Regions from separate parts of the Mus musculus genome. Here region 2 is linked to region 1. The links are chromatin loops, found by intact Hi-C in ENCODE. Cell type or tissue: left cerebral cortex. All regions are shown on one strand. Each heading gives the region's core, and the rest is flanking DNA. Links, peaks and the distances in the headings are about the cores only. Region 1 overlaps Mmel1 (membrane metallo-endopeptidase-like 1). Region 2 has its middle 16 kb from the start of Tnfrsf14.

The links. Peaks named below come from ENCODE experiments on the same cell type or tissue, not always from the same donor. Only the 100,000 strongest peaks of a DNase experiment are listed, where the experiment ranks them.
Region 2: a loop joins it to region 1, with 5 times the contacts of the local background. A loop is called at or near these places in 24 of 42 quality-filtered maps.

What each region holds. Positions count from the first base shown.
Region 1 is chr4:154,870,261-154,886,377 of GRCm38, reverse strand. Mmel1 (membrane metallo-endopeptidase-like 1) reads right to left here. Exons shown (of 24, transcript NM_013783.2): 2 at 14,602-14,916; 3 at 4,663-4,731; 4 at 4,049-4,108; 5 at 3,044-3,205; 6 at 2,674-2,754; 7 at 1,337-1,432; 8 at 756-874; 9 at 162-227. The coding sequence starts at 14,725. It overlaps Gm13112 (predicted gene 13112), which reads left to right and starts at 14,375. Exons shown (of 5, transcript NR_154548.1): 1 at 14,375-14,413. In left cerebral cortex, for the core only: CTCF peaks have their summits at 6,528 (motif pointing left) and 8,384; a DNase peak (open chromatin) is centred at 8,352; H3K4me3 peaks cover 358 bases; H3K27ac peaks cover 339 bases.
Region 2 is chr4:154,936,399-154,952,515 of GRCm38, reverse strand. No RefSeq gene overlaps it. Among named protein-coding and RNA genes, the nearest start is that of Tnfrsf14, 16 kb to the right of the region's middle. In left cerebral cortex, for the core only: a CTCF peak has its summit at 8,058 (motif pointing left); DNase peaks (open chromatin) are centred at 5,946, 8,033 and 11,710; H3K4me3 peaks cover 579 bases.

The DNA of each region.
Region 1 (16,117 bases), core at 4,458-12,457:
CCAGCACTTAGTACCTGGCCACATTCCCACAAGTGCTTATACAGGCTGGTTTGGGAAGCAAGGCTAGTGGATAAACGGGAGTGCTGAGTCCCAGGTGGGCCCAAGGCCTGTGACATGCACACAACGGTATCTGACATGAGCCCTCAAGGCTCCCTGCTTACCTTGTGGTTGTTGTCCTCCTGGAAATAGTACTCCCGGGATGGCATGCCCAAGGTGGGCTGGTCTATCTGGAAACACACAGAGGGTGTGACTCCTGGCAGAGTGGGGATCCCTGTAGCCTGGCTGAGGTGGGCACTGGTCCCCTCCCCCAGGACTGTGCCTGGTAGAACACCGGCTCCCTGTGGAAGTCAGATGCTTCCAAACCCAAGCCTCTCCCTGACATAGAGAGGGGGTTGCAGGCTGGGACTTGCAAGGAGGCCAGAGAGGGGATGGATAGGGCACAGGTCCCCATGGGAAGAACTCACATTCTACCCAAAGTATGCTTCTCTGACCTTCCAGCTATGGCTCCTGCAGGCTTCCTGCCCAGGTGCCAAAACCCTCACAATGGGCAAGAAACAGGCTAAGCACAAGGCCAGCCTCTCTGCTCAGCACAATTCACATCACAGCCGTGGCAGGGAAAACATGCACTGAGCTCACAGGTCTCCCCAGCCATCGTCCTGGTCTATCTCCCTGCTTTGCTGCCAAAGTCCAGAGTCAGGCACCAGGAGCCTGCTGACCCAGTTCCACACCCGCCATTCCCCGAGGGCATTGCATACGTAGATGACATGCCGGCTGGAGTTCTGGTCGTCATTCCAGATGAAGAGGTCGATGAGGACCCGCCTGTTGAACTGCGAGTTCAACACAGCCAACTGTCGCTCCAGTTCCCACTTGAGGCCTGAGGAGTTAGCACCCATGCTGGAGACCAGCTAGCCCATCTCCAGACAGGGAACTAACTGCCTCCTAAGCACAGAGCATTCTGGGGGTGTAGGGAGCCCTGTCTGGCTTAGGTAGGAAACTCACTGTGGCACTTTGGGGACTGAGGGACTATTCTCCAAGTATTCCGTAGGGAGATAGGTTCTGAAACAATCGTGTGTGTGTGTGTGTGTGTGTGTGTGTGTGTGTGATGCTGTCTAAGGGATGAGCAGAGGGGTATGAAGCCTGGGTTTAGAACAGAGGTTCGGGGAACCAGCTGTCACCGACTTCCCCCAATGTGGAGCCTAAGCCAGCTTTTGGGATCCTAAATTGGCTCTGGAAGAAATGAGCCCTCGGGGCTTCCCAAGAGCAGGTGGTTAGCTTGTGGGCAGCTTTGGGGTTGAGTAGACCTCTCCCTGAAGTCTGCAAACAGGCCGATACTCACCCATGGTCTCGTTCCACTTATCCATGGCCACAGGCCAACCTCCTACCATTTTTAAGACGCTCAGCAGGGGCTCAGAGTCTCTCTTCTCGATCACACCTGGGAAGGGGAGGGGAGATGTGTGCTCACGTAGACTCCACTGGCTCAGGCGCCATGACACAAACCCTGAGCATGACCCCCTTGTGGGCTCAGCTTTAGTTCAGAGGTTGCTGGTGAAGTACACACTTCCATGGGGCCAAGGAGGCTGGGAACTAGCTGGCAGCTGGTGAGCAAGCCTAGGAAAGGAGTTGTGGCCAGGAGGGAGGCCCAGAGACAGAAGGTCACACGGGGCCCATGTGACTTGCGTCTGCAGCACAATGGCAGTCTAAAGACTTGGGCTGGGCTGGTGAGATGGCTCAGTGGGTAAGAGCACCCGACTGCTCTTCCGAAGGTCCAGAGTTCAAATCCCAGCAACCACATGGTGGCTCACAGCCATCTGTAACAAGATCTGACGCTCCCTCTTCTGGAGTGTCTGAAGACAGCTACAGTGTACTTACATATAATAAATAAATAAATCTAAAAAAAAAAATCTTTAAAAAAAAAAAAAAAAAAAGACTTGGGCTAAGGAGGGTCCCTCTAAGGAAGTGGTTTTTTTTTCTGACGGGAAACTTGGAAGAACTCCAGGCAAAGACTAAGTAGACAGGGCACATCCAGAAGTCACCACAGACACAGAGGAGGACTCTCAGATGACAGAAGCAGAACTTCAGAGCTGGCAACAAGAAGGGGCTGATGTCCATGTCAAGGCATGTGGCAAAGGTTGAGGGGACATAGGGAAGGGACAAAGGTCTGGCAGAAAAGGGGGAGCCACATGGCTCCGATGGAGGGTACTAGCCCAAGATGCCATGGGTGGAAGGCAAGAGGTAAGGCTAGAAATTTAGTAAAGATGAGAATCCAAAGGAAGTTTTCAATCTGGTAGGTATTGGCCACATGATTTGGGGAGATAAGATAGCCCTAGACAAGCCCAGGCAGGGATTCCAATGGAGATGACCTCATAAAAACCACAGTCCCACTGACTCCCATTGGTGATACACTGGACTCAACCTCAAACCTCTAGGAGATGCCCAGCTGAGCTGGACCCATCCCTGCTGCTCAGAAGTGGTGATTTTGGGCACTGTAACACAGGCTGGGACTTCAAAGCCCAGTACACAGGGCATCTGGTAGTGAGTCAGGCCGGTCTGGGCACAGCACATAGATGCTTTAATGTATGTGCTCTGCAGGGTGCCCTCTCCCATCTCATGGCGTTCAGTGTGTGCCTTGGTACTGGAGCTACATGGGCCCTAGAAGGGGGCGGCTCTACTCACTTTGGTTCATGCAGGAGCGATATAGTGTCTTGGCCTTCTCCACGGCCGGGCGATGCTGGGAAGTGGAATCCTCCAGCACCCCTGTGGGCAGAGGAGAAAGCTGAACAGAGGTTGAGGTGACTGTTGAGGGCCTAGGTCAACAACTTAAGTCTCCTGTAGCCCTTGGTCCCGTCTGGCCCTGGGCAAGCATCCCAGGGTTCCCCCTGACAGACAAGGGGCTTCATCAGGCTGGGCAGAGACACCGCAGTGACGGCTCAGTTCAACTCCTGAGCAGCGATTTCTCCACTGACCCTGCTGACCAAGATGTTGGGCAGGAGCCCACCCAAGGGTCAGTGTCACCCCCTGTCCTCTGGTGGTGGCCACTCTTCACCTTTGAGGATAACCTCCAGCTCGTCCCGAAGGATGTCAAAGACGCTGTATCTGGAGTTGGTCTCTGGGATCACGTGGTGCCTCAGCCAGCCTCCGCAAGCGTACTGGTAGAAGTTTTCACAGGGGTTCCTCGATTGGTCCATGTTTTCGAGGATTCTGGCAGCTTTGTATTCCAAGGGGGTGGAGGGAGGAGAGGAGACTGGATTGTGGACACCTTGACACTGTCTTTGAGTCTGAGAGACAGCGGCACCCCTCCGGGGACGGTTTGTTTGAGACTTATTTCAACTATCAGCTCGCTGGCAGCTACTGATCTGCTCATGAGTATGTTAGTCACTTTCCCTGAGCCACGGGGAGTCTAGAAACATGGGAGGAATTGCCCAAGTAGCTTCAAGGGCTACGGTTGCCACTGATAAACCACAGGACCTTGAACCCTCCTGTCTTCTCCCATCTGAGGACCTGATTTGGAATATGGTTCCTGCCCTGAGGAAGGCCCCAGTGGGTGACCTTGCCCTCTAAACTGGTCCCAGACTCCTGGATGTCTCCATAGCCCTCTGCCTCTTGTAGTCTCGGTGGCTTCTCACTCCATGTCCTTGAGGTTTCTTACTTAACAGATGGGACAGCTATTTCCCAGAATCTGGCGTATGTTGGTGACAGGAGCCTGAGCTTACATGCTCGGCGCTCTGCCCGGGAACCCCTAGAATCTTGCCCAGCTGTTTATCTTGGTCTCTTGCAGTTGGAGATTTCATTAAAAAGCATCACTGTGGGACTCCAGGATCCACCCAGATAAAACCATATTCTGTGTGTCTCTGTAGGCTTTTTTTTTCTCTCCCCTTTCGCTTCCCCACAAGATTTTTTCTTTCTGCCTCCTGCAGAGGGCTGCCCATAGCACCCAGTTTTAAGACAAAAAAAAAAAAATCTCAGCTTGGCTTCAGGCAGCACCCCTCCCCCGCCGCCCCTCCCCCTTCCCCGCCCCCACCCTGAATGGCCACCCCGGGGAGAAGCTCACCTGCTATCACACAGCTTGGGGTGGTGCAGATGTCACTTTTCAGTGATGAATCCCTGAGGGCTGGAGGAACAGAACGGGGAGCGTGAGGTGTGCAGAGTCAGAGGGCTTGGGTGGGCGTGGCAAGGCTGGGTGGGCGTGGCAAGGCTGGGTGGGCGTGGCAGGGTAGATGGGGAGGGCCTCTATTTTTCCCACCCTTCATCGACACCTCCAAGATAGGTTTGAAGTGTAGTCTTGCTGCAGTGACCTGGGATCCCCTTCAAATTCTCTGCCTCTGTGGACCCCTTCTGTGGCCCAGGACCCTCAGGGCTTGAGGCGGCTCATGCCCTGCTACCTTGTTGTCCCACCAGCTCTAAGGTCCTATACTATCCCACCCTATCCTTACCCTGTGGTTAGCACATCCATAGATGGTATCAAGCCAACCCCACGGGTGGTACCCAGCTGTCCCCAGACATCCCACATACAGCAACCACTGGCGATTGGTGTCCCTGCCAATATCCTTTCTTCCCCATCCCTCCTGTGCTCCCTGCCCATCCATGTGACCTCCCCCACCCATGGCAGGTCCAGATTCCAAGCCCACCTCCTCAGGGCTGCCTGGCAGGGAAGGTAAAGGCTACCTCGTTTTACAACCGTCCTCTCATCCCAGGAGAAGTGTAGCAGGCTAGTTAAGAGGGGCAGCTGCTTCCCTGGGGAGAAACATAGTGCTCAGCCCCCAGTCACCCTCAGAGCCTCGGGGATCATTGCATGTCAGCGCTCAGGGCTATAGTGTTCACCATACACCAGGGAACGGAGGCAGGGGGACTGTGTCTTACTCGTCTTCTTTTCTTCCTCCTCTTCCTACTTTCTGCTAGGATTGAGTGGGAAAAGGGAAGTTTCCCCCTAGCTTGCTATTCCTATTTTCTTGTCCTTCCTGAACTACCCAGGCTCTGACTGCCTTCCCGGGATGTGCCTACAGAAGGCTGCTCTTGCAGCCCCACCACAGGAATAAATAGGTTAATTTAGGAAAATTGGGTCTTGTAGGCAGGGGGCTTCCCTAGTGGCAACCTTCACCCTTGCAACTTTTGTATTCTCACCGCCTGCTGAAGGTTCAAGGCTACCTACCCCCCTTGACCCTGTCCCTCCACTACATGTGGGGAGAGACTCTGTTTAGCATGGGAGTCTTCAGGACCTGGATGGGGGTCTGGGAAAGAGCAGGTTTAGAGCTAATAAGAAATTAGAACAAAACTGAGGTGGATGTTACAGCGAGGAGCAGCTAGCTCATGTCAGCTGCCTGGAGTAGACGAGCGTTGGATGAGCAGCCATCCCCCGCCAGCTCCTGCCAGCTCTGTGTATAACTGATAAGAATGAAGTAATAGAAAGTGATGTAATGGAATGATGTAGCTAATAAAAGCAGAGGCTCATAGCAGACAAGCAGAGACCATGATGCTGGCACAGTGAAGACTGTCACAGTGGTGTTGGCTCTCTAACCAGAGGACAACCGACTGCCACCCTGGCTGCAAGAGGATACAGAGGAGGGAGTCATAGCCTGAGACATGGCCGGCAACAAGCAAAAGAAATATGGAAATGAGGTCACTGGAGATACCCAAGGCCACCCAGGAGATAGACATGGGAGGACTAGGAGTTCAAGACCAGCCTCTCAACATAGCCAATTTAAGGATACACGAGGAAGCAGAGATGGAAAGACTGAAGCTCAGGGATGGCCTAGGCCAATGAGACCTGAACTCAGACAGAAATGGAGACAAGACGACGCCCTGGAGCTAAAACCACAGGATGTGAATGGCTACAGGGGGTGGGATTCCAGGAAGGATCAAGTTCCTTTGGCACCTCTGGTGCTTGTTTAGGTAACTTCTACAATATGCCAACCTCCCAAAATAGTCCTGCGATGGCTCAGGGGCCATGCAAGTGTGGGGACCTGAGTTTGGATCCCCAGTACCCAAGTAAAGGCCAGCAGGCATGATGACCCCATCTGTAATCCCAGTGCTTTGTATGTGGAGACATGGAGTCTCTGGAACAAGCTGGCCACCTAGATTAAGTGAATCTGTAAGCTCTGGGTTCAAGTGAGAGACCACCTCACACATAACATAGAGAATGATCGAAGACATCAGTGCCAACCTCAGCCCTATACACACACACTCCCATACACATGTATACCTCCACACATACAAACATATATCTCTGTGTGTGCTACACATACATTCATAAAAGAATAGTCTTCGCAATCCCTCTGAAACTTTGTTTTTCTAAAATTTTGTTTTTCAAAACATTAAAAACTCCTCAACTTGGCTAAGACCTTAATTTTATAAAATTTATTATAGCTGTGAGCTGCTATGTAGTTGCTGGGTATTGAAACTGGTTCCTCGGGACTGGAGAGATGGCTCAGTGGTTAAGAGTACTGACTGCTCTACCTAAGGTCCTGAATTCAAATCCCAGCAACCACATAGTGGCTCACAACCATCTGTAACGAGATCTGATGCCCTCTTCTGGAGTGTCTGAAGACAGCTACAGTGCACTTATATATAATAAATAAATATTTAAAAAAGAAAAGAAAAAGTCTTAAACCACTGAACTATCTTCTCCAGTCCCTAAGGAAGACCTTAACTTAAATGACTTAAGGTTTTCCCCTCCTTCTCAGCCTCTCTCTGGGAAGACCGACCACTCCAGTCAGTGAGATCCTTGCTGAACAAGTGAGTCCCAGGTTCAGTGACAAACCCTTTCTCAAAAAAATAAGGTGGAGTGCCTGGAGAGACAGATGGCTCGGAATAAAAAGCATGTACTGTTCTTGTGGTGGGTCAGACAGAATTCAGTTCACACACATCTTTTACACACCACACACACACACACACACACACATCAAATACACATCACACAGACACACATCACACATCATACACACATCACATAGACACATTAAACACTCACATATACATCACACACACTCTCTCACACACACACATCACACATGAGAGAGAGAGAGAGAGAGAGAGAGAGAGAGAGAGAGAGGGAGAGGGAGAGGGAGAGGGAGAGAAAGAGAGAGAGAGAACGCTTCCGGGCAGGGCTGGGAGGCAGATGTCTGTGGTGTGGCCAAGGGAACAGATCCTGACAGTCAACAGGAAGCTCTCCCAAATGGAGACACCAGATGGAAACAAACACAGTCTCAGAGGTAAACCTTCCCCACTTACATCATACAGGAGGCCAAAACAAAGGCCACAGGGATGTGAGTGTATATTTATGTGCCATGCGACCTGAGTACTTTCATGTGTCCCCTTGAATTTCTTCTCTCCAGGAGAGGAAAATGGCCAGCTAGGTCTCTGTGCCTGGATGAGGTTCCCCTGCCACAGAGGTGCTCAAGCTGTGTCTGGCTTGGGCCAGCTTGACCTCAGCCAAGGACAGATATTAGGTAACTGTTGTTTTGGGCACTCTGTTTCTCTCTGTCTCCCTTTCTCTGCTTCCATCTCTCTGTCTCCCTCTTTCTGTCTCTGTCTTCCTCTCTGCTTCTACCTCTCTGTCTCTGTCCCTCTCCTTCTCACACACACCCATGCATTTTCACCTCTACACAAATAACAAATACAATAACACATATTTTTAAAAAGAAAAGCATGCAGTTGCTGAAGCTTACGAACAACTGCAGACCCAGAATGGATGGAGTCAACTAACGATTTACAACAGCTCATTTCCAGGTGGGCATCACTGAGGTGTCTGAAGAAAGACTTAGCACTAGAACGATATTCTATGGAATTTACCAGGAATGCAGAGCAAAGCCAGGGACAGAAATGACCACAGAAAAATTGAGCATCAGAAAGGACAGACCGAGAAAAGGCGTCTATAAGCAACCAGAATTTTCTTTCATTAATGTTGTATTTCTTGTTTGTGTGAGGGGAATGGATACATGTACATGTGTGTGGAAGTCGGAAGTCAGTCTTGGTATTGTTTCTCAGTGTGTGGGAGGTCAGCGGTCAGTCTTCTCAGGCATGCTCCACCTTATCTTTTGGGTTGGAATTTCTCACTGGAATCTGGGGACTGAACTCAGGGCTTTGCTTGCACAGCAAGCACTTGGCTGACTGAGCTCTCTCCACAGCCGTTAGCTGAACTTTAGGAGTAGAGATTCTCTCTCTCTCTCTCTCTCTCTCTCTCTCTCTCTCTCTCTCTCTCTCTCTCTCTCTCTCTCTCTCTCTCGAGAAGCAGCTTGATCACACTTAATCCGCACCAGGGAAAGCATGGAAACAGAGCAGGAAGTGGAGCCGAGCTATAACGCCCACCCCCAGTGACCCACCCTCAGTGACGTACTTCCGTCAGCAAGGCTCCACCCGCTAAGAGTTCCATAACCTTTCCAACAGCGCCACCAGGCGGAGACCAAGTGATCGAACACGGGATCCCACGCTAGGCATTTTCGTTCAAAGACCTGTAATGACCAACCTGATAATCAAGCTGCCCCATACCAACAAACTGTTTTAAAGGTACTGGTTGAAAACGGGTGTGGAGGTATAATCCCAGCGCTTGCTAGGTACGGACAAAAGGGTCAGAAGTTGAGAGTCATCCTTGACTATATATAGTAAGATGGAGGCTAGCCTCGGCTACATGAGATTCTCTCTCTCTCTCTCTCTCGCTCGCTCTCTCTCTCTCTCACACACACACACACACACACACACACACACACACACACACACGTGTGCTCACACATCAAATACACAAAAGGCACAAACTGCCTTTTGAAATGCTAAAGACAAACTTTGCATAACAATCACTAGACAGAAAAAGGACCTGTCGAGAGAGCTATGAACTGATGAAATCCAGACAATAGCAAGGAAAGAAAATGCAACTCGAGCTTTTCATAGCTCAGGTGTTAAAAAAAAAAAAGTAGAGAGACCAGGGGCTGGAGAGAGGGCTCAGTGGCTGAAAGCACTTTCTGCTCTTGCAGAGGAATCGAGTCCAGGTCCCAGCACCCACATAACTGTTGAGTCGTTTGCAACTCTAAGTTTCCAGAGTTGACCTCTGAGAGTACTCACACTCATGTGTGCACACATCCCTCCATATATGTGTAATTCAAAATAATAAGTATTTAAAAATACAGCATAAGATATATAACTGACAAGGGTGGGTTTAAGCAAAAAATTTGGAGACATCTCTATTGGAATGTGCAAGCATGTTGTCTCACAAGCTAATTTACCTTCACACAGGACGAAATGTCAAGATTGATAGGGTCAATAGCAAGACTGACTTCTTGTTACTAAATCTGATAATGACCAGTGTGGTGGCCTTTTTTCTAAGCATTCCTGTTGCATCAAGTTTTCAAACCCTCATGCGAGCCTTTAAGACACACCCCCCTATCAATTCTGTTTTGCAGGCTGAAGCACAGAGAGATCATGGAAGTGGTCTGATGTCACACAGCAGGGACGGGAGCTGGAATGCCCTGCCCGCCAGGCTGTATAGCTGGGCAGTGGTGTGCATACCACCTCAGGTCCCTCCTTTCCTCACCGAGTAACAGACAGAAAAGCCCAAGGATGAGCTGCCGACTCCGAGGACACAGCTCAGGTCCAGGCTGGTGACATCTCCCTGCAAGAAGGGTTGCTGGCAGGCTCAGTCTCACCTACGCAGCTCTGCTGCTTGGCCGGAAGAGAAGCATAGGCGCACACAGTGGGCAAGGCAGCGTGCCACTAAAGCTTTGTTTACAAGAACAGGCAGAGGCTGTGGTCAGCTAACCTGAACAATGAATATGGTTGCTTGTGAACAGAATTCCCGATGACCATGAATGAAAGTGGAGTGCCCAGCTATTTATGAAAATACTTGACATCAAGAGCCTACCTGATAGCTCAAGGACAAAAACACTTTTCCAGAAAGACTGGGACCTGAGGCTGATCCCCAGAATCCATGTAAAGGTGGAAGGATTGAATCAACTCCAAAAGGTAGTCTCTGACCTCCATACCATGCCACCACACACCCCACCACAAAGAACACATAATAAAATAGGCCTTCGGGAGGAAAAGGATTTGCATCTAATTTTAAACTAGCAAATAATTAAAAGAAAAAGCAACTATCAAAAGGATAAAAAAAGAATTTCAAGTAAGTTGCGGGGGTGGGGTGGGGGTGGGGGGAATAGCTCAGATTGAACACAGGCAGGAAAGGCTGAAGATGCATCAGAAACACAATCATGGCAGACAAAAGACAGATTCTGGAGATTCAGGGAATGCAAATAAGGAAAATCCTCCCAGCAAAGGACAAACTCAAACCCCAGCCTGGCATGGCTGCAGAAGAAACAGAGGAGCGGTACACGGAATGCTCAGATAAAAGAAGAGAAGTACTCCTATTCAATTTTCTGCACGAAGTGGGAGAGTAGTGGCGCACGCCTTTAATCCCAGCACAGAGGCAGGTGGGTCTCTGAGTTCGAGGCCAGCCTGGTCTGCACAGTGAGTTCCAGGACAGCCAGGGATATACAGAGAAACCCTGTCTTGAAAAAACCAAGCCAAATCAAACGTAACCAAACAGAAAAACAACAACAACAACAACAATTCTCTGGATCCAAGTGGTAGCAGGAAAAACTGACCCTACAAATTGTCCTCTGACCTTCGTATGTGTGTGTGTGTGTGTGTTTTGACATGCTCTACCTCAAGTAAATGTAACAGAAAAACTGCAAATAAATTGGTTTTATTTTTATGTATATGGGTGTTTTTGCTTGTATATATGTATGCCTGCGTGCCACATGTGTGTCTGATGCCTGTAGAAGCCAGAAGAAGATATCAGGTCCTCTGGAACTAGAATTAAACACAGTTGTGAGCTGCCATGTGGATGCTAGGAGTCGCACTCCTGGCCTCTGGAAGAACAGCCAGTGCTCTTAACTGCTGAGACACCTCTCCAGCCACTGATGGTTGAATTTATGTTCATTCACTAGTCTTAAATTATAGACAAGTTGATGGGCAGTGGTAGTGCACACCTTTAACCCCAGCACTTGGGAGGCAGAGGCAGACGGATTTCTGAGTTCAAGGCCAGCCTGGTCTACAGAGTGAGTTCCAGGACTGCCAGAGCTACATAGAGAAACCCTGCCTCAAAAAACAAACAAACAAACAAACAAAATATAGACAAATTAATCCTTGGTTCCACTCAGGGAAAACGACAAGTCTTTAGTGCAAGGTTTTCAGAGGCACTCCTTTGAACAACTGGAAGACTAAGTGATAAAATCTGGGGTGTGAGAGATGGCTCAGCGGTTAGGAACACTGACTGCTCTTCCAGGGGTCATGAGTGCAATTCCCAGCAACCACGTGGTGGCTCACAATCACCTGTAATGAGATCCCAGGCCCTCTTCTGGTGTGTCTAAAGACAGCGACAGTGTACTCACATACATAAAAAATGAATAAATAAATAAATTGTTGAGAGACAGAGAGAGTCGGGTCTTTTTTTTTTAAATACTTTAACTGAGTTGCCAAATATCAACAGACTAGATATTACAAATGTGTAACCATACCTTATAGTTTTCATAATTGTTATAACTGTATTCCACTTATATATATATTTTAAAAGAGCCTCTTATTGGACTGAAAGGGGGAAATTGTAGAGAGATCGTCCTGTATATTATACAGATGCAGCACCTGTCAATTACAAAGCCTGTGGCCAATGGCTTAGGCAGGAAATAGAGGTGGGACATCAGGAGGAGAAAAGATTCTGGGAGAGAAGAGGCAGGGAGAGGAGGCCAAAAAGAGGCGAGGAGAGGGACGCACGGTGCCTGAGCACAGGTCACCAGCCACATGACACAATGTAGGCTACAGTAAACGGGTTGTCTTTAGTTATGATCTAGTCAGAGTAGAGCCTAGCTCTATGTACAAGGTATTTGTAAATATAATTGGTGTCTGGATCTTATTTCTGGAAGCATGGGGCTGTGAGACAGAACCAGGGCCTAACATCAACAACCAAGTGAATGAAGGAAGCCAATATCTCAAGGGACCTTGACTGAGCTCACAGGAACCTATGGACTCTCCTCAGGTTGGGGCTGGCATGGCCCACAAAAGTACCTGGCCTATTTTACCCCCCCCCCTTTTTTTTTTTAATTGACTAAGCCTTACTTGGCTTAGGCTAGTGAGATGAGTCAGCGTTATCAACTAGATAGGATCCAGAGTCACCTGGGACAAAGGCCTCTCCTGCATGCTAGAAGGGAATTACCTTGACTGAACTGAGTGTCAGAGATGCCTACTGTGGGTATCCCAGGGTTGAACAGAATTAAAACAAGGAGCTGAACATTGGTAGTGTTCATTGCATTCCTGACGGCTTCAAGTTCCTGCTGCCTTGACTTCTGAAAAATGCTCTCTCTCTTACCTTGCTGTGTCAGGATGTGTTTTTATCACAGCAACAGGAACACACCCAAGGTTAACCTCAGGCAAGCACCAGAGGTCTCACCAACCAGCTCCCACTGAGCTTCTGACCGTGGTACAGCTGACCCAGAAGTTAGTGGAATTTAAAATGGCGGCATAAGGCCACACGACCCAGAAACGAAAGAGTAAAACGATAGCTCACAAATCAGAAACTATAAGAAAGCATCAGAACAGAAAGGAGAAGAAAAATACTTTAAAATGGGTAAATACAAAATTTTCTATCTTTTCAGTCCTGACTGAAATCCTGGAAGGAAGCTGATGTTAGCTGTAGGGTCACTCCAGGGACTCAGGAAGCAGAGACTGTGGGGCCCTGGCAGAGTCAAAGAGATCCTGGCTGTGGCAGAAGTCAGGCTGCTCAAAGGATAAAGGGAGAAGACACATGGGGGTGGGGGACAGAGCAGGAGAGTCCCACTCCCATCCCCCAGTCCTGTACCTCATGGCTGGCTGTGAGCCTATCGGGTCTGGTCTCTGGAGGCCTCAAAACAGGTGTTTTGAGACCAGTAAACTTCAAACAAAGGTCCCTGGGCTCCGCTAGAGCGTGGACCCTGTCATTCCTGTCCCTACCTGGAGTTGGTTGCTCCTGACAACACTTGCCTGAGAAACACATGGGCAGAAGTCACACTACGTGGGCCCTTGAAGGCAGCCCTTGGGTGGGGGATACCCACCTCCTCCTTAGGCAGAACCCACTTGTGTTTTCCAGCTGTCCCTCATCCGTAGTCCCCTGAGGGAACTTCCAGGCTCTGGTGCCCTGGTGTGAGAGCCAGAACCGGGTTAGTGCATCACTGCAGAGACATGGCCAGAGTAGAGTAGTGTAGTAGACTGATGCTGTATGTATATATCTATATGCTGCATGTGGGTCTTCTTCCTTCCTTCCTTCCTTCCTTCCTTCCTTCCTTCCTTCCTTCCTTCCTTCCTTCGTTTCCTTCCTTCCTTCCTTCGTTTCCTTCCTTCCTTCCTTCCTTCGTTTCCTTCCTTCCTTCCTTCGTTTCCTTCCTTCCTTCCTTCCTTCGTTTACTTCCTTCCTTCCTTCCTTCCTTCCTTCCTTCCTTCCTTCGTTTCCTTCCTTCCTTCGTTTCCTTCCTTCCTTCCTTTCTTCCTTTCCTTCCTTCCTTCCTTCCTTTCCTTCCTTCCTTCCTTCGTTTCTTTCCTTCCTTCCTTCCTTTCCTTCCTTCCTTCGTTTCCTTCCTTCCTTCCTTCCTTTCCTTCCTTCCTTCCTTTCCTTCCTTCCTTCCTTTCCTTCCTTCCTTCCTTCGTTTCCTTCCTTCCTTCGTTTCCTTCCTTCCTTCCTTCCTTCCTTCCTTCCTTCCTTCCTTCCTTCCTTCCTTCTTTCCTTCCTTCCTTTCCTTTCCTTCCTTCCTTCCTTCCTTCCTTCCTTCCTTCCTTCCTTCCTTCCTTCCTTTCCTTCCCTTCCCTTCTCCTTCCTTCCTTCCTTCCTTCGTTTCCTTCCTTCCTTCCTTCCTCCCTTCCTTCCCCCCTGGCTCAAAGGGGCTGAGAGATTGGAAGGTACAGGGTGCAGGGCTGCTGGGTGTCTAGATGCCCCATGCGAAGGGGAGCACCCTAGTCCTACATGTGGTCTTTTGGGGAGGGGTCAGCATGTGAAGCCGTTCCTAAGACACCTGAGGTCTACCCAAAGGGCAATCCTAGCCACACCCCCACTCTCGTGGGTTCTCAGGCTAACCCCTTCCTTCCAACGTGCAATAAACAAGAGACTGTATCAGAAGCCACTAGGTCATCCTGACTAGCGAGCGCCAGGTGAGACAGCTGGAGGGACCCCCTTGATTCAGGGGCTTGGGCTCCTGCTGCTGGGCCACCTGGGAACTGCAGCAGTCACTCTGCTGGGCTGGGCTTCGGACTAGAAGGGGGCTGGACCGTGGGGCGGGGGACCTGTGAGCTGTCTGCAGCATCCTAGAGTCCTGCTGAGGCAGAGGGGGCGGAGGCAGAGCCTGCAGAAGCTGCCGCACCAGCAAGCCGGGACAGACAGAGCTTTCTGGATGGGGTCGCTGGGCCCGTGCAGGTCAGTGTCCCTTCCGTGGCACCTCTGGAGTCAGCAGTGTGGCCGTAGGAGCTGGTGGGGCGGGGTGGGGGCTAGCAGATCCCCACCCCTTTGCCCCACTCTACAGGGTTGGTTTCTCTCAGGGACATGCAAAGCCCTGGGCAGGGATGGGTTGGGGGAAGGTAAGGGAGTAGGGTATCCTTGCTCACCTATGCTGTAGAAGACACCCAGAGTCACTATGGCTCCCAGCAACAGCAGCAGCAGCAGCACCATCAGCCCATACTCCACGAAGCCTGGGGACTTCTTCCGACACCAGCCTGCTCTCTCCACCATCCCCACTGGGCTCTCAGACTTTCCCTATCAGCCGGTTCTGGGTGGAAGGCACACCGCTAAGCCCCCCAAGCCAGGGCTAGGAGAGAGGCAGCTGGAGCCCGGATCGGATGCCTAGGACACACTGAAGCTGGTGCACTGTCCTGGTCTCTGCTCTCAATGCTGTAAGCTGTGCCCCAAGTGCCCAGGGGACCCTGTGTAGAAGGGAAACCGGACCAACTAGTCCTCATGTCCATTGCTTCTCAAAAGTTTCTCTCTTGTTCCATTGTCTGACATGGCAAGGACTAACTAGGCAAGGACTAACTAGGCCTGAGGTTACTCTGCCCAATAAATGCAGGAGGCTCAGTCTAAGTGTCCACTGGCCTCTACGGTGGAGCCTGCTTGGCTTGCCTGTGCCCAGAGGCTCCAGGAGTTTGGGGGCTTGGAAACTGGATCAGGAATGTAGTTAGGGAGATTGCTCAGGCCCTGAGATCCTTGCTTGCCCTTTTTCTGTTTCTGTAGGAATCGATGAATTTTGAGGGTCAGTGGGGTTGGAAGGACAATGTGTGTAGGAACAATACATAACAAGAGGGTTAGCAGCTTAAAGCAGGGCCCCATTATCCATAGGGCTTAGGCGTCTCTGTACATCATCTTCCAAGTGGCCCAGCCTGGGGAGGGGTTTAGATGCTCACTCCCCGCTTCCTGGCTGTCAGTCAGCTGCTGCCTGTCTCTTGGTGTTCACATGCCCTGCATTTCTCTGGATGCTCAGTCAGTGGCTGTCTGGTCCTTCACATCCTCACAAGACCTCTGCTGTCCTCCGTCCCCTTATTGAAGCCAAGCTTTGGAATCACACTTTTCTGATCCCAGGCCTTTAGTTCCGCTGGAGTCTGACCTTGCCTCCCTCCTATACTCTATTTGCTCCAGGCTGCCATCACCTTGAGTTGCAGCCAGACCTGAGGGTGTATCTCCCTTTCCACCCAGAGAGGATCCCTCAGTGGAGAGTCAAAAGATGTCACTCTCTAGCCTTCCCTTATATCTCCCTGTCTCCTCAAGCCCCTTTGTCAGGACGCCCATCTTCCAGGTCCCTAACTAAGGAAAAAATGAAGAAGGCACCATTTTTTCAGGGTCCTTTCCCCTACTTGGCTTTCAAGTTCAACTGAGCAAACCTTAGCCGCTCCTGTTCTGAGTTACCCTAACATACAGTTCTGTAACCCTGAGTGTTCTTATTCATGTCATCCCTAGGAGAATATCAGCTCCCCCAGGGCTGGGGCTCCTGTGTCTTCATGTGGGGGCACCCACAACATCAATTGAGTGAGTGGGTGAGTGGGTGTGTATGTCAGCCTTGCAGGACAAGCCTGGCCTTTGCAGCTCATGTTCCAGCATGTTCTGACTCCGAATGCATTAGCTGATTCTCTT
Region 2 (16,117 bases), core at 4,939-12,938, 66 kb before region 1:
AGGGCTTCCTTGCTCCCCAAGAATGATATTTACATTCTAAAGCAAACCAACATCCAAAAAAGACTGTGTGTTCCATGGTGTGAGACATGGCATGAGGTTAAAATGAAATCTTGTTGCTGTACAGCCATCCCTTACCTATGTCTATCTTGACACAGTTCCAGAGGACGATCAGCGAGGTGCCCTCCACCCAGACTAGAATAGTTATCATGCAGCCCTTTACAGGAAACAGCTGTCCCCAGTCCCATCCCAAGGGATTCTTACTCCCCCCCCCCCATGTCTGAGGCTGACATGAGAGCTTCCATTGGGGGGACCAAGCTGGTTTTCGCAAAGCAGAATTACCTCCGGATACCCAGCATCATCATACCCAATGGACAGGTAGACAAACTAAGGCACAGAAAAAAAAATTCAAGGGCAAGTTGCAAATGGTGGCTTAGGTCAGAGTGCAGGACCTGGGGTTGAGGCAGGGAGGGGGGCTTTAGGTTCTGGCAGAAAGGACACAGGTGGGTCCTGAACCCTTGATGATCACACATATTTCTCCCAGGGTCTGCTGATGTCTCCAGACTGCAGCCAGGCAGTGGTGGCGCACTCCTTTAATCCCAGCACTTGGGAGGTAGAGGCAGGCGGATCTCTGAGTTTGAGGCCAGCCCGGTCTACAGAGTGAGTTCCAGGAGAGCCAGGGCTACACAGAGAAACCCTGTCTTGACCCCCCCCCCCAAAGGTGCCTCTTGCCTTCCCCAGCTGCAGTATGAGTAGTGTTTGGCTTGGCTTGTGTTAAGGAGCTCCTCAGATTTTCAGGGTCATAGGGACCCACGAATGGTTGCACCTGAACATGAGGAGAAGACCAAGAGCCCTGTAGGGACAATGCCTGGGATGACCTCTGTAGCAGATCACAGGATGCCCGAGATTGGGGACCCTGGGACTCTGGCTGGAGGTCCCTTCTCTTACCACATTAGCTAGTGGAATATTGATCATCCCACCCTGCTGGTAATGTTTGAAATAGACAGAAACCAAACTCTGCAAGTGCAGTCATACCGTGCCTCTAAGAGACCCTAACATTTAGGGAGAATACAGATGGGTCTCAGATCCATAACCCAGAGAAAACTTCATCATGATCCCTTAATGCCTGTTTGCTCTGTCTGTCTGTCTGCCTGCCTGTCTGTCTGTTTGCCTGCCTGCCTGTCTGTCTTTTTTTTTTCCTGAGACAGGGTTTCTCTGTATAGCCCTGGCTGTCCTGGAACTTGCTCTGTAGACCAGGCTGGCCTCGAACTCAAGGATCCACCTGCCTCTGCCTCCTGAGTGTTGGGATTAAAGGTGTGCGCTACCATTGACTCCTGGTCCCTCTCTTGCTGTCCAACTCCAACGCCAGCATAGGATGCTCACCTCATCAGCTGTCTCTTTGGGACCTGACATGCATTGTGGATGCCACCTCATGGTACCCTCCCATGACGACTGGCCAGCCAGGATCAATGGGTGCTTCTAGCCCAGCATGGAGGCTCCCAGTGAGACTCGCAATGACCAGCAGGGAGGATCCATACCCCATGGTCCCAGCCACATTTGGCACTCCTACAGCAGTGGGTGAGTGGGCATCCCCTGGGACTCTTCACAGGTGAAGAGACTACAGGGAGGTTTTGTCGGATCCTATGGCTTCAGCTTAGGAAGAGGCAGGTCAAACTGCCCATCTCCTGATGCTTTGATATGCCCAATATGTGTCAGGCTCTGGAGTGAGTGGACAAAGAGGTGAGGCAAAAGAGGGGCCTCTAGATGCTCCTCAAATCTTCAAGAATGTCAACTTTCTACCCCTCTCCCAGGACCAAGACTCTACTTAGAAATGCTCTAGTAGGTCCCAGAGTCCTCTGCTCTTTTCATAGGTGCCCTGGACAGCCTTTGGCATCTCCACCCTAAAGTCATTCCCTCAGAAGAGCAAGTAGCCCCTGCCAGCCCCATTTCCACCTCCTGCTTCTCCTCATGAAATGGAAAGGAGGAAGCCAAACATTTCTGGGTTGCACAGAGCCCCATGTTTGCCTGAGGCCACTTGGTGGGGCCTAGGGGTGGCAAGGCAGTTCTGCCTTCTTTCCAGGCAGTATCAGCCAGAGAGGAGAGAGGAGAGAGGGGAGGAGGAGGAGAAGGAGGAGGATGAGCACGAGGAGGAGGAGGAGGGAACGAGGGAGAAGAAGGAAGAGGAGGAGAGAGAAGGAGAAGAAGGGAGAGGAGGAAGAGAGAGAAAGAAAGGGAAGAAAGGAGAGGGGAGGAGAGAGAGAAAGAAAGAAGGAGGAGAAGAAGGAGAAAGAGGGAGGGGAAAGAGAGGAGAGAGAGGAGGAGGAGGAGAGAAAAGAAAGAGGAGAGAGAAGAAGGAAGAGGAGGAGAGAGAGAAGAAGAAGAAGAAGAAGAAGAAGAAGAAGAAGAAGAAGAAGAAGAAGAAGAAGAAGAAGAAGAAGAAGGAAGAGAGAGAAAGAGAAGAAGGAAGAGGAGGGGAGAGAGAAGGAGGAGGAGAGAGAAGGAGGAGGAGAGAGAGAAAGAAAGAAGGAAGAGAGGAGAGAGAGAAGAGAGAGTGAAGAAAGAGGAGGAGGAGGAGGAGGAGGAGGAGGAGAGAGGTTGAATAAATAATTTGGGCGGGAGGCCCGCTCCGGGTGGGTTCCCACACCCCACCCCTGCCTTATACATTCATCCCCACAAAAGGCGCGTGCGCGGCAACAAACTCATTCGCCACGGGGCCGCCTGTGCTTTGTGAGCCAAGCTCCTGGCCCCAGAGGCCATCTGGGGAGCAGTCCTCCGCGCGGGCAGGGTGGGGGCTTCCCTCTAGGCAGCCTTTGAGGCCCTGAGCATCAGCAGCAGCTCCCTGGTAACCTCGTTGGAGGTCAGCACATCTGGCCTCAAGCGCCCCTGGAGAGCACCCCTGGAGAGCGCCCCTGGAGAGCACCCCTGGAGAGCGCCCCTGGAGTTGCCTCCTCTTATGTTACACTAGGTATGAGAAGGACACTCTCCAGAGATTCACCTGCTGCTTTAGCCATGACTCAAAAAGGGTTGTGAGCATAGGGTTCAAAACCGTGAGTATCCACTATATAGAAGCTGGACTATGTGGGTCTCAGTTTTCCTATCTATAGAATGGGGCTGATGGTGGTCCCACTCAGGTGTTCACTGAGGAGCACAATGAACAGAGAGGAGACTTCAGAGTGGCCTTGGACTCAAAGCTGCTGGATGTCCCCATTCCTGAATCCCCAAGAACTCTCAAACTCTACATCTGGTTTTCTGGTGGGAACATTCGCATGGGAGTCCAAAGTGATGGACCGGCAGCTAGGTGTAGCCCTCCCGTGCCCCCAGCTCTGAGCTAGGAGGAGAATGTCTACTCAGCTTCTATGCTGTGGTGTTAAATAAGTGTGTGTCTCCCTGCCAAGCCTCTGACTGTGGCCCTGCCTAGGGCACATAGGGTGGAGAGAAAAGAGACTCAGGTGGGTGCAAAGCCTTCTGCAGCCCTGCTTGTGTAGTGGGCATCTCTAAGTCTGGGCAGCTGGGCTGGTAAGGCGGGAGCTGGAGTATTCAAAGGTCTTTCCACTTAAGAATATTTCCTGGCCAAAGGGCTCCTGGGGCCAGAGCCTGGTGGACAGACCCTCTCCGGGGGTGTCCCTGCCCCCAACTTTGCTGGGGAGGGGGTCCTTGAGAGGGTGTCCTGCAGGCTCAGAGAGATAATCCCGGCTTTTGAGAGGCTGTGAGAGGCTGGCCCGGGGACTTTCCCACAGCCCCACATAAAGGGCTGGGCGCCAGCTGCTCTCCCACAAAAGACGCCAGGCCATTCAGGGCCCCCAGGCAGGCGGGGCCAGCAGAGCAGCTACCACAGCCTACCTGGCCACCCTCAAGCCAGACCAAGAATACAAGGAGGTTCCTCCTCCCTGTTGACCAATGAGAGGCCAAGATGTCCCCAGAACTGGAGACCAAGGTGCAGTTTTATAAAGTTCCCTGGGGTAGGTACCCCTCCCTTTTGCCTAAGGCTGGCACCATTCCTGGGCTCCATCACTCAGTCCCAGGGTCTGGGCAAAGGACTCCCTGGAAGTCCCTGCACGCTCTTGCCATTATGCCTGGCACAGTGCCTCTGCTGCTGCCTCTGCCATCGTTAGACTGCCCTGTCTCCTTTCCTCCTGCCACACGTCCTGCCCAGAGTCACACTGGCTGGCACACTTCCTTGCTCCCTGGCTTGCCCATGATGTTCTCTCTCCCAGCATTCATTTCTACCTTGCCCACTCAGCAACCCAGCCTGCCACTCAACCTGAGGGAAAAGAGGGGCGTGGCGATCACCTTATCAGGACAAGGACTTCTCCACATACCTCAGTCACCTTATCTGATGTGAGGAGCAACAATTTTAGCTGATTAGAAATAGCAGTCTGGGGCTGGCGAGATGGCTCAGTGGGTAAGAGCACCCGACTGCTCTTCCGAAGGTCCAGAGTTCAAATCCCAGCAACCACATGGTGGCTCACAACCATCCGTAACGAGATCTGACTCCCTCTTCTGGAGTGTCTGAAGACAGCTACAGTGTACTTACATATAATCAATAAATAAATCTTAAAAAAAAAAAAAAAAGAAATAGCAGTCTGGATAGAGTGGTGAACCTGTAATTCCAGCATCTGAGAGGCAGGCAGAGGCAGAGATATCAGGAGTCTACCGTTAGTTAGCCTTGGCAGCACAGCGAGTTCAAAGCTAGCTCAGCTTATGTGGCCAAAACCAAAAGCAAAAACCAAACCAAACCAAAAACAAAAAACCAAAAGAAAGAAAGAAAGAAAGAAAAATAGAAAGAAAGAAAGAAGAAAGAAAGAAAAGGGAAGAATTTATCAAGTCTTAGAGCTGCTGGGGGGATGGGGGGGGGGGCGTGGGTCCTCTTCCCCTGGAAGTTAGATACCTGTACCAGCACTGAGGTAAGGACTAGCCTGAGAGAGAGGTATGTGGGGCTTCTTGGAGAAGGTGAATACTGGATCATTGCATATTGGGTTGAAGGCAGCTGGGGACCTCTGGGAATGATGGTCTTAACATTTTTAGGGCTGCTCCTGAAGTTATTTTTAAAAACCCTGATCAATCTCACGCGCGCGTGCACACACACACACACACACACACACACACACAAACGCGGGGGGGGGGGGCAGAGGACAGCCTGTAGGATCAGGCTCTCTTTCTATAATGCAGATTTCTGGGACTGAACTTTGGTCATCATCAGGTTTGGCAGCAAGCATCTTTATGCAGCACCCTGACCAAACTTCAGTCACTCCCTAAAACTACCAAGCCCAGTGTGTCCTGGGACTGGGCTGCAGTCCTGCAGGTGGAAGGTAGAGATCAGCCAGGTGTGTGTGTGTGTGTGTGTGTGTGTGTGTGTGTGTGTGTGTGTGTGTGTGTGTGTGTGTGTGTGTGTGTGTGTGTGTGTGTGTGTGTGTGTGTGTGTGTGTGTGTGTGTGTGTGTGTGTGTGTGTGTGTGTGTGTGTGTGTGTGTGTGTGTGTGTGTGTGTGTGTGTGTGTGTGTGTGTGTGTGTGTGTGTGTGTGTGTGTGTGTGTGTGTGTGTGTGTGTGTGTGTGTGTGTGTGTGTGTGTGTGTGTGTGTGTGTGTGTGTGTGTGTGTGTGTGTGTGTGTGCGCGCGCGCGCGTCTGTTTGTGTGTGCACGCGCGCGGGTCTGTGTGTGCACGCGCACGTGCTCTCAGACAACTTGAATAACAAGATGGAAGGCAAGGAGAGCACCAGTCCTGTGCCTTTCCCGTAGGAAGCTGTGGCCAGGGCAGAAGCTGCTAATGACACTGATTTCTAGATCCTGGCTGCAGTGTGCTAGGCAGTGACAACATTCTCAGGGACTGGAGGGTTAAGATCTAAGGGCGAGGAACCTACCAGCCAGAGAGTCCTGTGAGTTCCAGGACCTGGTTGTAGCAGATCTCCACCCCTCACTCCTAATGGATAGTAGCCCAGCCCCTCTGTGGGAGGGCTCATGCTCTGTTGTCCAATCCCGCCTCTCCATTGGCTCCTGGGCGTGGGAAAACGCTAGAGACTACACCAACCCTTCCGTTCCCCCTGTGCCATAAAGGCACGGTGACCTCTGGTCTGGCTGCTTTTCAGAGTCCCCAGCTCTAGGAGTGAAGAATGAGTCCGGCACTTACAGTGTGGGTCCAGCAGGGACCTGGAGGCAGCCTGGACTCTCCTGTTGGAGGTTTGTGGGTCGGGGCAGGCAGAAGCCCTGCCAGAGCTGGGAACAAGGAGGCAGCATCCCTGGATAACCTTGGCCTGGTGGGAGACCGTGGCTGACGTATGACCCTGCCTTGGTTTATATGCCTCTGGCCTCTTCCCCTTACACTCTGAAGCAAAGAAACATACCAGAGGGAATTGGGAAGGAGAGTGCCTCTCCAGCCTACTTTCTACATCAAGTGGTAACCTAGGTGACAAGAGATCCATACTGCCACCCAAGTGCGGCATGCTGGAGCAGCCCCTGCCCATAGGAAGCAGGATGGAGACCTGGTGGCCATGGTTCCAGGCCCTTGGAAACAGGGGTGAAGTCCAGGGTTGCTGACGTGGCTCTTCCTGCAGTTGAGACTCTTGTGTCCCTCCTACTTTTCTCCAGAGCAGAGACTGAGCTGTGGACAGGTGAGGGGTTACCTGCCCTCATGTCTGTCTTCATTTTGGAGAAAGGGTGCGGGGGGCACAGGATTTGTGTATTGCAAAGGCTGTACACTGTCTGACTTGCTCGTGGCAGAGAGGTCTGGACCAACACACCACGGAGGACAGATTTATAGGGAGTACCTTCGTGACCTTTCTAGCCAGACCAGAGCTGGATCCTGTTCCTCCCAGGCTGTGTAGGGGGCTCCATGTTTTATATCAGAATAAGGCTGGATGGACAAATGCTGTAGCAGTATGAGGCTGCTTGGGTATCCCTGGGGCAATGGCAGGCATGTGGAAGAGTGCACACCGTGCATATATACTTCAGAGAGGGAACAGCACAGGCTTTGAATAAAGGCACTGGCCAGCAGTCTCCAGACTCTGAGTCTGTCACTCCGAGTCTGTCACTCTGAGTCTGTCACTCTGAGTCTGTCACCCACTCTGAGGCTGACTGCAACCCTGAGGTCCTGGGTACCACCCAGGCTGGTCCTATGTTGAGGGTTTCCCGGGTTGGGCCCTTGTCTGTCCTGCTGGCTTTGTCCCTGATTCTGTGGCTAACCCAGAGGCCACTTTGGGTCCAAATGACTGGAGAGACCGTCAGGGATGCCTTCAGCTATGCTGGCTCCTCTCCCTGGTTGGCTGAAGAGGCCAACTTACCAGCACCCCAAGAGCCATGGTATGAGCTGCTCGTGCAGTCACCTGCTGCTCAGTCCCAGGGGTAAAGCAGACCATGCCCATTGCAGAGAGGAGCAGCCATCCATCCATAGGGCCATGAGACATTAGGAAGTCAAGTGGGGCTGGTGATGCACTCTCTGCCTCCTTCCCGCTCTTTTTTATTCCTTGGAAATGCAAATTTCTCTCAATTCCCTGACTCCCTCATTGATGATGATCCATGGACATGAGCTTGCTCTATAGACCAGACTGGTCTAGAACTCAGAAATCCGTCACCCTCTACCTCTAGGTTCTGGGATTAAAGTCCACCACCTCTCAACTAGGGATGTGACTTTCTTTTCTTTCTTTCTTTCTTTCTTTCTTTCTTTCTTTCTTCCTTCCTTCCTTCCTTCCTCCCTCCCTCCCTCCCTCCCTCTCTCCCTCCCTCCTTCTCTCTCTCTCTCTCTCTCTCTCTCTCTCTCTCTCTCTTTTTCTTTTTTTGGTTTTTCAAGACAGGGTTTCTCTGTATTGCCCTGGCTGTCTTGGAACTCACTTTGTAGACCAAGCTGGCCTCGAACTCAGAAATCCGCCTGCCTCTGCCTCCCAAGTGCTGGGATTAAAGGCGTGGGCCACCATGCCCGGTGGGATGTGACTTTCTTAAGTAAACACAGCCCAGAACCTTCTGGGGAGGGATGCCTGACTATGAGCCTGAGGTGCAGGGATCAGTCAGGCCTGGATTTTGCTGCCCTCTAGTGGCTCAAAGGAAGAAGAGTAAGCAGGGGTTTGCATACAAATGCTAGGCTCTAGGCTCCCAAGTGGACATCTTGGTGTTCTCAGCAGCCACCAGAGGTCACACTTCAGCACTAGGCTGAGGAGGGAGGAGACCTGAATGGTTCTTTCCCAAGTTCTGGTAAAGTTGGTTCTGGCTCTGGTAAAGACTCAGATGGGAAGTCACCTCTCTGGGGGATTTTCTGTCCCTGGTGAGACTTTCGCAGCACCCAGCATGACCTGGCAGAGGCTCATAGGCTGAGCAGGGGATGGAGACCTTGAGCAGTCTCTGACTATCTTGTTAATGAGGCTTCTTTGTCTATGTGGACTGAACTGCTCCCCTGGGTACTTTCACTTCACGTCTACATTGGCTACTTCACCTATCAGCAAGTCTGTGTTCAGGGAGAGGCTAGCCTGAGACCTCCTGTGTCTCAGCTTCTTAAACAGCTTCTAAAACAGAGGAAGACTCTTGGTACCCAAGGATCCCAGGACTCAGGTGAGGCCCAGCTGGCTCCGAACCTGCCATTTCCTCATAATGGGCAATGCCTGAGACAGGGGCCTGCCCAACCTAGCTGAGGCTTCTGCCTGAGGATGGGGCTTTCCTAGCTATGTAGACAGATAGAGAAGCAATCTCTGTATAACTTGGCATCAGGTTACATGGGTGGTTCATGGTCCCCAGAGCCTGTCTGTCATTTACATGTGTGTGCATGTGTGCTTACATGCATGCATGCCTGTGTGTTGGGGGCAAGACTTGACAGCACTTCTTGTTTGGGCACAATCTGAGGACTTTTGGGTGTCACAGGATTCAGGGCTAGAGTCCATCACTGATCACTAAGAGATAGCCAGGAGCCACGCCTGCTTGGCATCCAGACCTTCCATGTGAAGTCCACCCCTCTTGGGACCTTTGTGTTCAGATGCTCCTGCCAGGGACTGCTGTCCCTCATTCTGAAAGTGCTGGCCACACTCATGGGACTTATTTTCTCAGAGCACAGGTGGACAGGGGAAAGAGCTGGCAGGCCCCGATGAGCAACTGTCACTCTCTGTAGCCTCTCATCAGGAACTCTAAGGTATCTCCGTCCATAGGCGACAGGGTCAGCATGGCTTATCTTGACAATTTCGAAGACCAGAGCCCACTCTGCAGAGAGGAGTGTTGAGAGACTTTGAGGCTGCCTACAGCTGGACTGCGTGCTCAACCTCGGTGTGAGCACCTTGGCCACCTCTGACCCAGTCCATTGTGCCCTAGGATTCTCCTCTCCTGGGACACTGGTTGTCTTCTATCCCTGCATTGCCCTAGCTCCAAGACCCTTCTACAGGTGTGTTGATCCTTGATTTTGCTGCTCCCAGACCAGGGAGGTCTGGACAGTATGTCCCCATGAGGGTTCAGAATCAGCTGGCATGTTGCCAGAACCTCTGGGCTGCCCCCTAAATTCTAACTGAATGTTTGAGAGGATGGGGAAATGAGCGGGGATGGGATAAAGTGAATTCATGCACGAGAAGTTGTTCGAGTGAATGACCAAAAGAGTTGTGGTGGTGGGCGGTGCATTTAACAAGTAAGGGGGGGATAATTTCCCATGACCTGGGAAAGTCCCTTACAGAGTCGAGGCTAGAGTCTTGCTACACATCAATACTTTACATATTTTCTCTGTAAATTTATGTTCTATGATCCTCCTCTTTATGTAAAAAAGGGGGCGTCATTTGAGAACCTCTTCTTTTTTACTGTGGTGACTCGATGGAAACTAAGCTCATGTTTTGCTTTAAGAAGAAACCTTAGCTTAGCAGGCGGCAGGAAATGCAGCTATTGGAGGTTTTGACCATACCTCCTGATTTCCCTTTTGTGCCTGCAGAAACTTGTGCACGAGGCAGAGGCAGAGGCAGAGGCAGAGGCAGAGGCAGAGGCAGAGGCAGAGGCAGAGGCAGAGGCAGAGGCAGAGGCAGAGGCAGAGGCAGAGGCAGAGGCAGAGGCAGAGGCAGAGGCAGAGGCAGAGGCAGAGGCAGAGGCAGAGGCAGAGGCAGAGGCAGAGGCAGAGGCAGAGGCAGAGGCAGAGGCAGAGGCAGAGGCAGAGGCAGAGGCAGAGGCAGAGGCAGAGGCAGAGGCAGAGGCAGAGGCAGAGGCAGAGGCAGAGGCAGAGGCAGAGGCAGAGGCAGAGGCAGAGGCAGAGGCAGAGGCAGAGGCAGAGGCAGAGGCAGAGGCAGAGGCAGAGGCAGAGGCAGAGGCAGAGGCAGAGGCAGAGGCAGAGGCAGAGGCAGAGGCAGAGGCAGAGGCAGAGGCAGAGGCAGAGGCAGAGGCAGAGGCAGAGGCGGCCCAGGTCTTGGGCTGCGGCTAAGCTCAGTAACTTTATAGGCAAAGTGCAAATTCCTGCTCTCCCTTTGGCACACCTTCCTTTTCCTCTCTTTCCTCTTTGCTGGTAAATCGTGAGACAGTGTGGACAACTGTCAGAAGCTCTTGAGAAGGAAGTCTTTCCAGTGTCGACTGGGTCATAGTGGAGATATAAAGGTTTCTCCTGGTGAGATGGCACAGCTGTTAAGGGTAGAGTTCTATTACAGCAGAGGGCCTGAGTTCTGTTCACACCACCACATTGGGCAGCTCATGGCTACCTTTACGCCAGCTCCAGGAGATCTAAAGCCCTCTTCTGATCTCTAAGTCCACAACATGCACACTCATGCACACACATGAAAATAAAATAATACATCCTTAAGAAATGTAGGGCTTAAAAAAAAGAAATATAGGACTTGTAATTTTGTATTTTGAGATAGAATCTTGCTATATAGCCCAGCCTGGCCTGGAATTCTTAGTCTTCCTGACTCAGACTCCTGAGGGATGGGACCATAGAAATGCATTTTAAAGAAATACAGTGAGCCAGGAATGTATTAATCCCATCATTTGAGATGCAGAGGCAGGTGGATCTCTATGAATCTGAGGTCACCTTGGTTTACATAGTGAATTCCAGAGCAGCCAGGGCTACACAGGGAAGCCCTATCTCAAACAAAACAAATGATAGTAAAATGTACATGAGATAAGGTCTTCTATTTTAGCCATTCTTAAGTTCTTGATACACTAATGTAAAGCACACTTCTTGTTCTTTTCAAAAAGATTCATCATTACTATTTTATTTTCAAGAGATTTTATTTAGTTTTATTTTGTGTGTACTTGTTTACCTGCATGCATGCATGTGCATCATACGCTTGTAGTATCTGAAGAGCTCAAAAGAGGGTGTCGATTTCCCTGGAACTGGACTTACAGATAGCGGTGAGAGCCCATGTGGGTGCTGGAAACTGAGACTAGGTCCTGAGCCATCTCTCCAGCTCCTGTCTTTATTATTTTAAATTTTGTGTGTTTGTGTCTATGCATGAACATGGCGGTACCTGTGGAGGTGGGAAGAGGGTACCGGATTCTCTGGAGCTGGAGTTACAGTTGTAAGTAGCCCACACAGGCACACAAACACACGCACTCACACAGGTCTTGGAAACACTGCATGCTCTTAACCTCTTCTCTCCAGACCCCATTTTTTATAGCCATCAGCACTTTCCACAAGCAGAACACATTTTCATTGTCTTCGTGGACGCCCTTCTCCGGGCCCCCATGTCTTCCTTTGCACAGATCTCACAGTATCAACTGTTCTGTGTCTGGCTTCTCCCTCTCAGCACAGGATCCTCAGAGCCCATCCGTGTTGTAAGCAGATATCAATGCTCCATTTATTCTTGGTGGGTGAGTAACATTTCACAGTAGGGTTTTGTTCTCTACTTGCCAGAGGACAGATACTCGGTTGCTTCCACTTTTCAGCTGCTGGGAATCATGAGATATGAATGTCCATGGACCTGTCCTGGAGTGACCTCTGGGAATAAGGGCTAGACCCGAACCCCCAAGTTCAAGGCTAAAGGGGGGGGGGGAAGTCTGCCTGTCTGTGCAGATGGGCTACACAACTGGTCCTAATGCCTGACTAGACCCTTCCTGGGAAAAGCATGGCCTCTTGGTACTGCCTGGTGGCCCAAGACTCACAGGGCTGTAAGCATTCATCTATTGCTTGCAAATACCTTTCTGGTAAAAGGGGCAATATTTGGCAGAGATGTTCAAGCCATGGCAGAAGCGAAAGTAGGAACAGTGGACTGTGGTGCACTCTATCAACTCCTGGGGGACATGTCTAGCACTTTTCAGGACACAGATGAGAAGACACACATTCATTCGCTCTCATAGATGTCAAACATGGAGTGTCACATCCTTGTGTGTGTGTGTGTGTGTGTGTGTGTGTGTGTGAGAGAGAGAGAGAGAGAGAGAGAGAGAGGCTGTGTATGTGTAGGGTATGTGTCTTAGTCAGGGTTTCTATTCCTGCACAAACATCATGACCAAGAAACAAGTTGGGGAGGAAAGGGTGTATTCGGCTTACACTTCCATACTGCTGTTCATCACCAAGGAAGTCAGGACTGGAACTCAAGCAGGTCAGGAAGCAGGAGCCGATGCAGAGGCCATGGAAGAATGTTCTTTACTGGCTTGCTTCTCCTGGCTTGCTCAGTCTGCTCTCTTATAGAACCCAAGACTACCAGCCCAGAGATGGTCCCACCCACAAGGGGCCTTTCCCCCATGATCACTAATTGAGAAAATGCCTTACAGCTGGATCTCATGGAGGCATTTCCTCAACTGAAGCTCCTTTCTCTGTGATAACTCCAGCTGTGTCAAGTTGACACAAAACTAGCCAGTACAGTATGTATGTGTGTGTATGTGTATGTGAGAGAGGGAGACTGTGTGTGTGAGTGTATATATATGAGTATATGTGTAGGATATGTGTGTTGTGTGAGTGGGCATGAGTGGGTGTGTATGTGGGTCTGTGTGTGTGTGGTGTGTGTATGTGAGTGTATGTGTGTGGGTGTATGTGGTGTGTGTGTCTCTCTGTGTGAGTGTGTATGAGTGTGTGTTTGTCTAGTTGTGTGAGTACATACTTGTCTGTGTGTATGTGTTTATATGTGTGTATGTGTGTGTGTATGTGTAAAGAAAGACTGTGTGTGAGTGTCTGTATGTGTTTTTATGTGTGTGTAAGTGTGTGTCTCTCTGTGAGTGTGTCTGTGTATATATTTGTTTGAATGTGTGTTGTGTGTGTTGTGTGTGTGTGTGTTTGTATATAAGGGGAGTGTGTGTGTATGTGTGTGTGTGTATGTGTGTATTTGTGTGTGTGAATGGATGTGGGTGTTTGGAGGGAATCAAACTTAGATCCTCATTCCTATGCAATGAGCACTTCCCTGTTACTGACTGAGCTATCTATTTCTCTAGCTCCTGGGGACAGGGCTTCTGAGTTCGTACTCTGAGCCCAATGTCCAGACTGTGAAGATGGGACTTTAGGTGACTAATGTTAAGTGAGGTCATTAGAGTGACCTTGAAGATATGCTCAGTGGCACCAAGGATGCCAGTGGGCATACAGAAGGTGCCATCTGTGGCTAGGAAGAATGCATGGGAGGGGCTAGCCTTGCCACATCTTTGAGCCAAGTCCATACCCCGTGAGACCAGGAAGGTGTGACTATTTCTTCTCTTTTGCCATTGCAGTAGATAATTGAGTCAAAGTCTCATGTAGACCAGACTGGCCTCAACCTTCCTATGTAGGCAACGGTGATTTTGAACATTTCTTTTTCTTTTGAGATAGGGTCTTACTGTGTAGCTCTGGCTATCCTAGAACTCCATATGGAGACCAGGCTGGCCTCAACTCAGACATTTACGTGTCTTTACTTCCACGGTGACCCTGAGATTCTGATTCTTCTGTCTCTACCTTCAAGGGCTGGGATAGCCACAACCCAGCTTGAGTGCTTGTTAAGTCCCATCTGTGCTGTCTTGTCATGGCCTCCAGACCAGCTCAGATGCCCAAAACCCAGGCACATACTTCCTGGATCTTTCAGTCCCTCCAGATGGTTCTGCTTGACCTTCATGCCTCCTGCGTGAAGTCTGGGCTCAGGACACATGTGATGTGTGCCCCCCGTTTATCCTGCCCTTCTTGCAGAGCAGAACCTCAGCTTGTTGTCCGTCTGCTGAGACGGAGATTCTGATGCTATTTCCCATTCTAAGGGGGTCTGAACTGAGTTACTGCCAACTTTTCTCACATGTGTTCACATGCCTGTGTGCCTATATATGGAGGACAAAGGTTGACACTGAATTTTTCCTTCATCACTTTCTACCTTTTTTTTTTTTTTCTTTTTTGAGACAAGGTGTCTCACTGAACCAGGAGGTTGCTTTTCTAGCTAGAATGTCTGGCCGTTGAGCCCCAGTATCTGTTAATTTCTGACCCTTTGGTACAAGAATTACAGACACACACCACCATGGCTAGATCCAGCCAACACTTTACCCAGTGAGCCATCTCCCCAGCCCTGTTCCTCTCCTGACATCTGTAAGTGTGTGTCTGTGTTTGTGTACAGACCTGTGTTTAAGTTGGTTATGTAGCTGGGGATTGAAAGGCTGGGTGACACGGATGGTGTGGGGCTAACTATAAGATCTGATCACACCCTTGTCCAAAATGGTTGCACCATCCACAGCCTCACAAGAGTTCTCATTGCCCCACATCCTTGTGAGCTCTCATTGCCCCACATCCTTCTGAGCTCTCATTGCCCCCAGGTCTTTATGGTGCTTGACTGGGACAGTAGTCTTCTAATGGTGGGGAGGTCCCTATTGTGGTTTTAACTTGAATTTCCTAATGGCAATGATGTATAGAGTCTCCTTTGTATTCTTTGGTGAAGTCAGATTATTTTTTCTTATGTTAAGAAAAACTAGCTTGAGCCAGATGATGGTTCACACCTTTAATCCCAGCACTTGGGAGGCAGAGACAAGTAGGACTCTGAATATGAGATTAGCCTGGTCTAGCAAGTTCCAGGACAGAAAAGAAAAAGAAAGAAAGAACAAAAGAAAGGAAGAAAGGAAGGAAGGAAGGGAGAAGGAAAGAAAGAAAGAAAGAAAGAAAGAAAGAAAGAAAGAAAGAAAGAAAGAAGGAAAGAAGGAAAGGCAGACAGACAGACTAGGTTATTGGGGCTTAAGAGATGGTTGAAGCTGTTAAGAGTACTGCCTTCTCTTTCAGAGGACTGGGGTTCAAATCCCAGCACCCACATAATGGCCCACAACCATCTATGATTGCCCTGGGGAATTGGTACCCTTTTCTTACCTCTGTGGGCATCAATCACTCAAGTGGTGCACATTCATACATGCAGGCAAAATATCCATACATATAAAATAAAAATAAATAAGATCTCAAAAAAAAACCCTAAAAAAAAATCAACAAAACAAAGAAAAACTACGTTGTGTGTTGTTACAGTTTAGAGTCTAAATGCCACCCAAAGGCACAGCTTAGGGCAGTCCTGGGGAGTGGTGGGACCTGGAGAAGACGGAGCTTAGTGGGAGGAAGTGAGGTCACTGTGTGGGACCCCAGCCTCCCCCCTTTCTCTTTGCTTCTCATTTGTGCTGGGTGAGCAGCCTCCGCCATCAGGTGGTTCAGCCTCGACCCTCAGGCTCACTATAGTAACTTCAGAGCTGTAGGGATGTGGTGTTATGCTTTCTTTTTAAAAGTTGATGATCTCAGTTATTTTGTTTCCATCATAGAAAACTGAGTAACATGTTTGCCTTCTCACTAAATTATCTGAGTTAAAAGGTGTTTTGGCCATGAGATTTGCACTCTGTGAGGGTTTTTTTTTCCCCCTGCTGTGTGGCTCAGCTCTCATTGCCTTAGCAACGCACTCTTGAGTGCAGACTGCAGACATCCTCTGTCTTCACAAGCACGGCTTCTCTTGTTTTCTTCCCTGCTTCTGTGGTTTCTACCCACTCAAAGACTGTTACCTGCTCAAGGTCACAACCATGTTTTCCTGTGTTTCCTCTGGCTTTTGTAGGTTGGGGCATTTACAGTTATAGCTATGCTTCATCCGCCTACTGGATTTCACTGCAGTAGCTACAGATGTCAGAACACGCTGTTGATGTCTATGCTTTTAATGCTATTTTGTTGCTATTGTTTTTCATATGAAGTCCCACTGTGGAGCTCAGGCTGGCCTAAAACCTTCTTTTATAAGCTCCTCCCCAAAGTGGTGAGATTATAAACCCAGTTTGCTATTTTTTAAGAGATTTATTTTATC